Regions from separate parts of the Homo sapiens genome. Here region 1 is linked to region 2. The links are chromatin contacts, found by Hi-C or POLR2A ChIA-PET in ENCODE. All regions are on one chromosome and are shown on one strand. The core of a region is the stretch at or near the end of the contact, and the rest is flanking DNA. Distances in the headings are between cores, read along the strand shown. Region 1 holds the start of TCF7 (transcription factor 7). Region 2 has its middle 88 kb from the start of WSPAR.

Region 1 (2,700 bases), core at 10-2,509, 290 kb after region 2:
CTGGGCCTGGACCCGGAGGGAGGCACGGCTGTCTTCCGGCCCGGCTTTGCACCGCTGCCAGGGGTCCTGTGGGGCCCTCAGAGGGAGAGGCGTCCAATACCCGGCCCTCCCCCAAATACCCTCTATCCCAACTGCTCTCAGAAGAGGCGTGAGCGTCTACAGTGAACCCAGCACAGAAACCTGCTAGGGGAGCTGCTGTTGACTGCATCGCGATCCAAAGGACCGGCGTCTTTTGTAGATGCAGGGGCTGAGCCAGGCCAAGCGCGCCGTGGAGGCCCGCGTGGACGCAGACCCGGGTGCCATACAGATGCGCTGGAATCCAGGCACTTTCCCGCGCTCCGCAAATCTAGATGTTTCAGCCTGGATCGAGCGAGGGTTAGAGGGTTAGTCAGGCCAGGGTCAACTTCAGAGTCATGGGCTCCCTAAATGCGACTTCTAGGGTTGAGTTGCTGTGGACGAGCGACCCATGTCGGAATCCCGCGCCCACGTGGCTGCCCAAAGTTCCGAGTCTCCGGGCTGCAGGTTCTAGTCACGGAACCGAGTTGGGAGAGTCATAGGGGCTGGGACTTGGAGGATCGGCTGAGGTCCGGTGCTCTTGGCTGTGTTCGCGGCTCGGAGCCGTCGCCTGACTGAGGGGCCCGTCACAGATGTGTGATGTATAAGCTCTGCACGCAACAGGAGCTCAATAAATGTGCGAAGGGGGGTATACTTATGTTCGCACTGTATGCAGGCGGCCTAGAAGGAAGTCCCTGATTGGCACAGGGATGGAGGATGGGGCAAGAGCCGCAACAGCGCCGCGGAGTTCCAACGCTGCCGGTTCCCTGGGGTACGAGCACAGCCTCAAGCAGCCTCAAGCCCTAGGAAGCCCCCAGTTCAAAGCACAGGGCGCATTGGAGCCTGGGCACGATACAGTTCACACCACGGCTGCGATGGTAAGCCACGCCCAAGTCCCAAGGGCCTAGGGGACCCCCGCCCTCCACAGCCGGAGGAGAAACCTGGGCGCAGAAAGCAGGGGGAATATCTGGTTGTAGGTGAGTAAGCGGGGTCAGGAGTTCCCGTTAGAGTCTCTGCGTTTCGGGAGAAGGGTGATCATTCCCAGGCTTGTCCGACGTCTCTCTCAGGGTGCGCTCCGGAAGAGCGAGCCCTTTAAGGCTATGCCGAGTGGGCGCGTCCCGGCCTCTCCCGGGAGAGGAGAGGCGGGGCGGACCTGTGTCCCGCCCCCGGCCCGGCCCGCCCCCAGTGCCCGCCCCGCCCCCGGCACTCGGCCGGCGGCGCCTTTGATGTTCCGACCCGCCAGCTCGCGGAGCCGCTCTGCCCCGCGCCCTAGCCCGCGCCTGCAGCCCGCCCAGGCGGAGTCAGCCCGCGCTCCGCCCGCCGCGATCCGAGCTCGGAGGTTCGGACTCCGGGCTCGCCGCCCCCCGGGCCGGCTCCGCGCCCCGCACTCCCGGCGCCCAGCGCCCCGCGCCCCGGCGGGCGGAGCGCACCATGCCGCAGCTGGACTCCGGCGGGGGCGGCGCGGGCGGCGGCGACGACCTCGGCGCGCCGGACGAGCTGCTGGCCTTCCAGGATGAAGGCGAGGAGCAGGACGACAAGAGCCGCGACAGCGCCGCCGGTCCCGAGCGCGACCTGGCCGAGCTCAAGTCGTCGCTCGTGAACGAGTCCGAGGGCGCGGCCGGCGGCGCAGGGATCCCGGGGGTCCCGGGGGCCGGCGCCGGGGCCCGCGGCGAGGCCGAGGTGAGCCCCCGCCGGCGCCGGCTCCTCCCCCGCGGTCGCCGCGCCGCGCCGCCCCAGTTGCGCGCGGCCCTCGGGGTCTCCAGCGCGCAGAGCGTCCCTGCCCCGGCGTCGGCCCCGACCCCCGCGGTCCCACCGCCCCTCACTCCCCTCCGGTTCTCCCTCCAGGCTCTCGGGCGGGAACACGCTGCGCAGAGACTCTTCCCGGACAAACTTCCAGAGCCCCTGGAGGACGGTGAGTTTCTGCCCGGCCCGGCTTCCCTTCGTCGCGCTCAGGCCCTGGCCTCGGTGGGACGGGGACGCCAAGGACCGCGGGGAGCCGGGTGCCTCCCCCACCGCAGCTCAGGAGGCGGCAGAACCCAGGGGTGGAGAGTGGGGGGCGGGCTTCCCGGGCGCCGCCGGGTCGAGTCACTTCCGGTGCCCTGACCTTTATAGGAGTAAACAGACCCCCGCCATCCCCGCCTCCCCTCCTGCCCAGGTGACTGACTAATCCGCCGCCTTCAGGAGACAGAATTGGCCAAGGTTTCTTGGTTGGAGGGCGGGGGGTGGGAGGTCAAGTAGGGGCCACCTCGGGGAGGCCTGCCCTCCAGGTCCTTCCCCTAAAACTTGGCACTGCCGATACTCCCAGCCCGTTCCTTCCCAAGTCAGGAACTTGCAGGGGACCCCTTGGCAATTCTTTTTCTCTCAAGAGCAGACAGCCTTCAGTCCCAGCCGCTGCCAGGGCTGGTGTGTCTGACCCAGCTGTGGTTTTTCCAGGCCTGAAGGCCCCGGAGTGCACCAGCGGCATGTACAAAGAGACCGTCTACTCCGCCTTCAATCTGCTCATGCATTACCCACCCCCCTCGGGAGCAGGGCAGCACCCCCAGCCGCAGCCCCCGCTGGTAAGTGGACCCCGCAGCCAGTGCCGCCCTGTGCTTGCAGCCTCCTTGACCAGGTAGGTGAGGCACCGGCAAGAGACTTCTGCCTGGA
Region 2 (2,761 bases), core at 25-2,524:
GATTCCAGGGCTTCAGGATCTCTTGCCAGGAAAGGGAGATGAAGACCAAATGTATATTTCACAGTATCAGAGTACCTGAGTATATTTCACCACCATTAAACAAGAGGTGATGCATGACTCAGCTCCATCAGAGAAGTAAGAAGACTCGGGGCGAAGAAGGCCCTGTGCCTTTCTCTGGCACACTGGAAGCACCTGCTTGTGTACCAGCTTCTCACCAAGACCCCTGTTGCCAAAGCAACCAAGTTTGGCTTTTCCTGCCCAAAGCACGCAGGCATCCTTGAGCAGGGGAGAGGTGGAGCCAGGCATGCACCGGGAAACCACCACATACCATGTCCAATGGCTGAGCCCTTTGAACTCTCAAGGTTGCTAAATGGTACCTGAGTCCAGGACTCCCACCAAGACACCCAACTCCACAGACAGACAAGTTAATAAATCACAGCGTGAATCCCCTTCAGAGGGTGGCTGTGTGTAAAAATAGAGAGGGCACCACAGCTTCCTGCCCACCTTTTCCTGGTGTCCCTGGAATCATTCATTACAACCACAGGGCAAGAGTCCGTGGTGGCAGAGATGAAGAGGCTCAGTGGCCTGGCTCCACCTCCTCACTTCACAGAGACACTGAGGTCACTCAGGGACTCAGTGCCTCGCTGCACTCACACAGAGACTCAGGAGTCAAAACCAGTTAAAACCAGGCCTCAGGTCTCCCTACTCCCACGCCACCTTGAAGGACACACCCCCCAGAAACCACAGCTCACTCCTTTTTCAGGACTTCATAGTCAAGAAACAAGCCCTGCCAATCCTATGCTCAAAAGTCCCCAGGCTGAGATGCAGGTCTTTCAGGTGGGCACCAAACTTTGGTCTGGAATCTTGAACTCATTTCAAAGTGTTTCTCAAGATGGTTCTTGTATAATTTCCACCTTAGCACAAACTAATAGCTCCTCATTGCAATTCCTCTGCCTCTGCAGCCATTTACCACTGCATTGACCTTTGCTTCTAGGTTAATTATCAATAGTTTTGTCTATTGAAGAAATTGAACTGAATTAGCTTAGTTTTAATCTCTCATCAGTAATTCAAATGACCATTTCCCACTGATGAAAAATAAAACTATCCGCGGGGGTGGGTGCAGGAGAGCCACCAACTCCTAACAAGGCTTCACCAGGCAGGGAGGGGCATGGCCCTCACCAGTAGGCATCAAAGCCGTTCCCCTGGCGTCCCATGCTTGAGTGCCCTCGGTCTGGACTGGACTTGTGCCAGGGAGCACGGAGGATGTCCCAGGTTGGTCCGGCCCTGTCTGACAGCCCATTAGCTCCAGCTGTCGGTGACATCTGCCTGCTCTGATTACCGTCAGAGCTGCGGAGAAGCAATGGCCCCCAGCATCGAGCTGTCTCCCCCTGTGCTCAGCTGTCATCAAGTATTGTGTTTCCACCTCAAGGCACTCAGAACCCATCCCCGGCTGCTATTTATAACCTTCCTTGAGGTCGCCTGCCGGTGAGGCTGCAGAAGGGGTGTGCCACTTCAGGGCAAAAGGCCCCAAACACCACCAACTTCCTGCCACTGCCTCCAGGTGAGAAGCAGGCAACTTCTGAGCTGAGCAAAATCAATTCACAAAAGTACATGCAGCATCAGGTCAGCTTCCACTGCGCTCCATGGCTGGGGACTCCAGGCTACATGAGAGGGACACTGAGACTAGGGCAGCTTGCGATGTCACCAGAGGCCTGGAGAGATGGATTCAGATGGCGCCACATGGCTCCATGCTCAGCCTGACAGGACTGCCTCTGATATCTAAAAAGATGCCACAGTGATTGCAAAGGGACTGAAAATCCCAGCCTTTGACTTGTGCTGAGCCACCCATGTTAGTTTCCTGTGGCTGCCATAACAAAGGACCACAAACTGGGTGGCTTATAACGACAGAAATGATTCTCCCACAGTTCTGAAGCCCAGAAGCCCAGAATCCTGCCACACCAGACTCCCTCCAGGGACCCTAAGGGAGAAGCTGCCTTTGCCTCTTTCAGCTTCTGGTGGCCATCAGCATTCCTTGACTTGTGGCCGCATCACTCCAACCTCTGCCTCTGTGGCCACACTGCCTCCTCTTCGTGTGTCTTCTCTGTGTCTCAAATCCCCCGTTGGCCTTTCTCCTACAAGGACACTTGGATGCAGGGCCCACCTAGGTAATCCAGGAGTATCACCCCATCTCAAGATCCTTAATTTAATTTCACCTGCAAAACTGTTTTTCCAAATAAAGTCACACACACTGGGCTCAGGGACGTAGATACATCTTTTGGGGGACCACCTATTCAACCTAGTCTATACCCCAACCTAAGGGAATAAAACAAGAGTCTGGCTTTTAGAGTCAGGAAGCACTGGGTTTGAATCCCACCACTGCCACTGACTTAATAACTAAAATTCTGTCTTTTCTTAGGATGTCACCAGCACCCAGTGTGATTCCAATAACAGGGCCCAGCAGGGCAGGGATCTGAGAACAGGCCTTGCCCTCCTCCCCTCTCACCACAGAAGGCCCAATGGCACGCCCAGTGACAGTCCCGCCCCAGGCCCAGATGGGAGCAGGAACTTTGTGGGTCCGTAAAGACGGCCTGCAGAGGAGCCATTTGCTTTCCCCACTCCAGGGAAGCAGCACTCTGTCACCTCTTATGATACCGCATCATCCTCGGCTCTGGGACCTGGCTGCCTGCCTGCTTGTTTCTGCCTCAGCGCCCCCAGCAGCACCAATAGGTCTCCATCCAGGCTTTGTTTGCTTTTAATTACT

Evidence for each region. Hi-C counts contacts between places; a loop is a spot of excess contacts on that map. ChIA-PET counts read pairs that join two places held with the same protein, here RNA polymerase II (POLR2A). Pooled maps may share reads with other maps.
Region 1: a pooled map shows a loop between it and region 2 (9-fold over the local background). The contact joins the promoter of TCF7 here to the enhancer-like site in region 2. A Hi-C loop is called at or near these places in 5 of 37 single-sample maps with no recorded cell type and 5 of 50 pooled maps. POLR2A ChIA-PET finds 5 or more read pairs at or near these places in 1 of 52 experiments (H1).

Annotation. Positions count from the first base shown.
Region 1 is chr5:134,113,422-134,116,121 of GRCh38, forward strand. TCF7 (transcription factor 7) reads left to right here and starts at 1,260. Exons shown (of 10, transcript NM_003202.5): 1 at 1,260-1,734; 2 at 1,900-1,966; 3 at 2,488-2,612. The coding sequence starts at 1,486. It also overlaps a transcript of VDAC1 not described here. RefSeq lists an enhancer at 897-1,126 and a silencer at 1,217-1,336.
Region 2 is chr5:133,824,482-133,827,242 of GRCh38, forward strand. It overlaps a transcript of FSTL4 not described here. Among named protein-coding and RNA genes, the nearest start is that of WSPAR, 88 kb to the right of the region's middle. RefSeq lists an enhancer at 339-388. Within about 2 kb of position 1,275, at least 6 of the 41 ENCODE cell types and tissues checked have a DNase peak (open chromatin) inside an H3K27ac peak, as active enhancers do.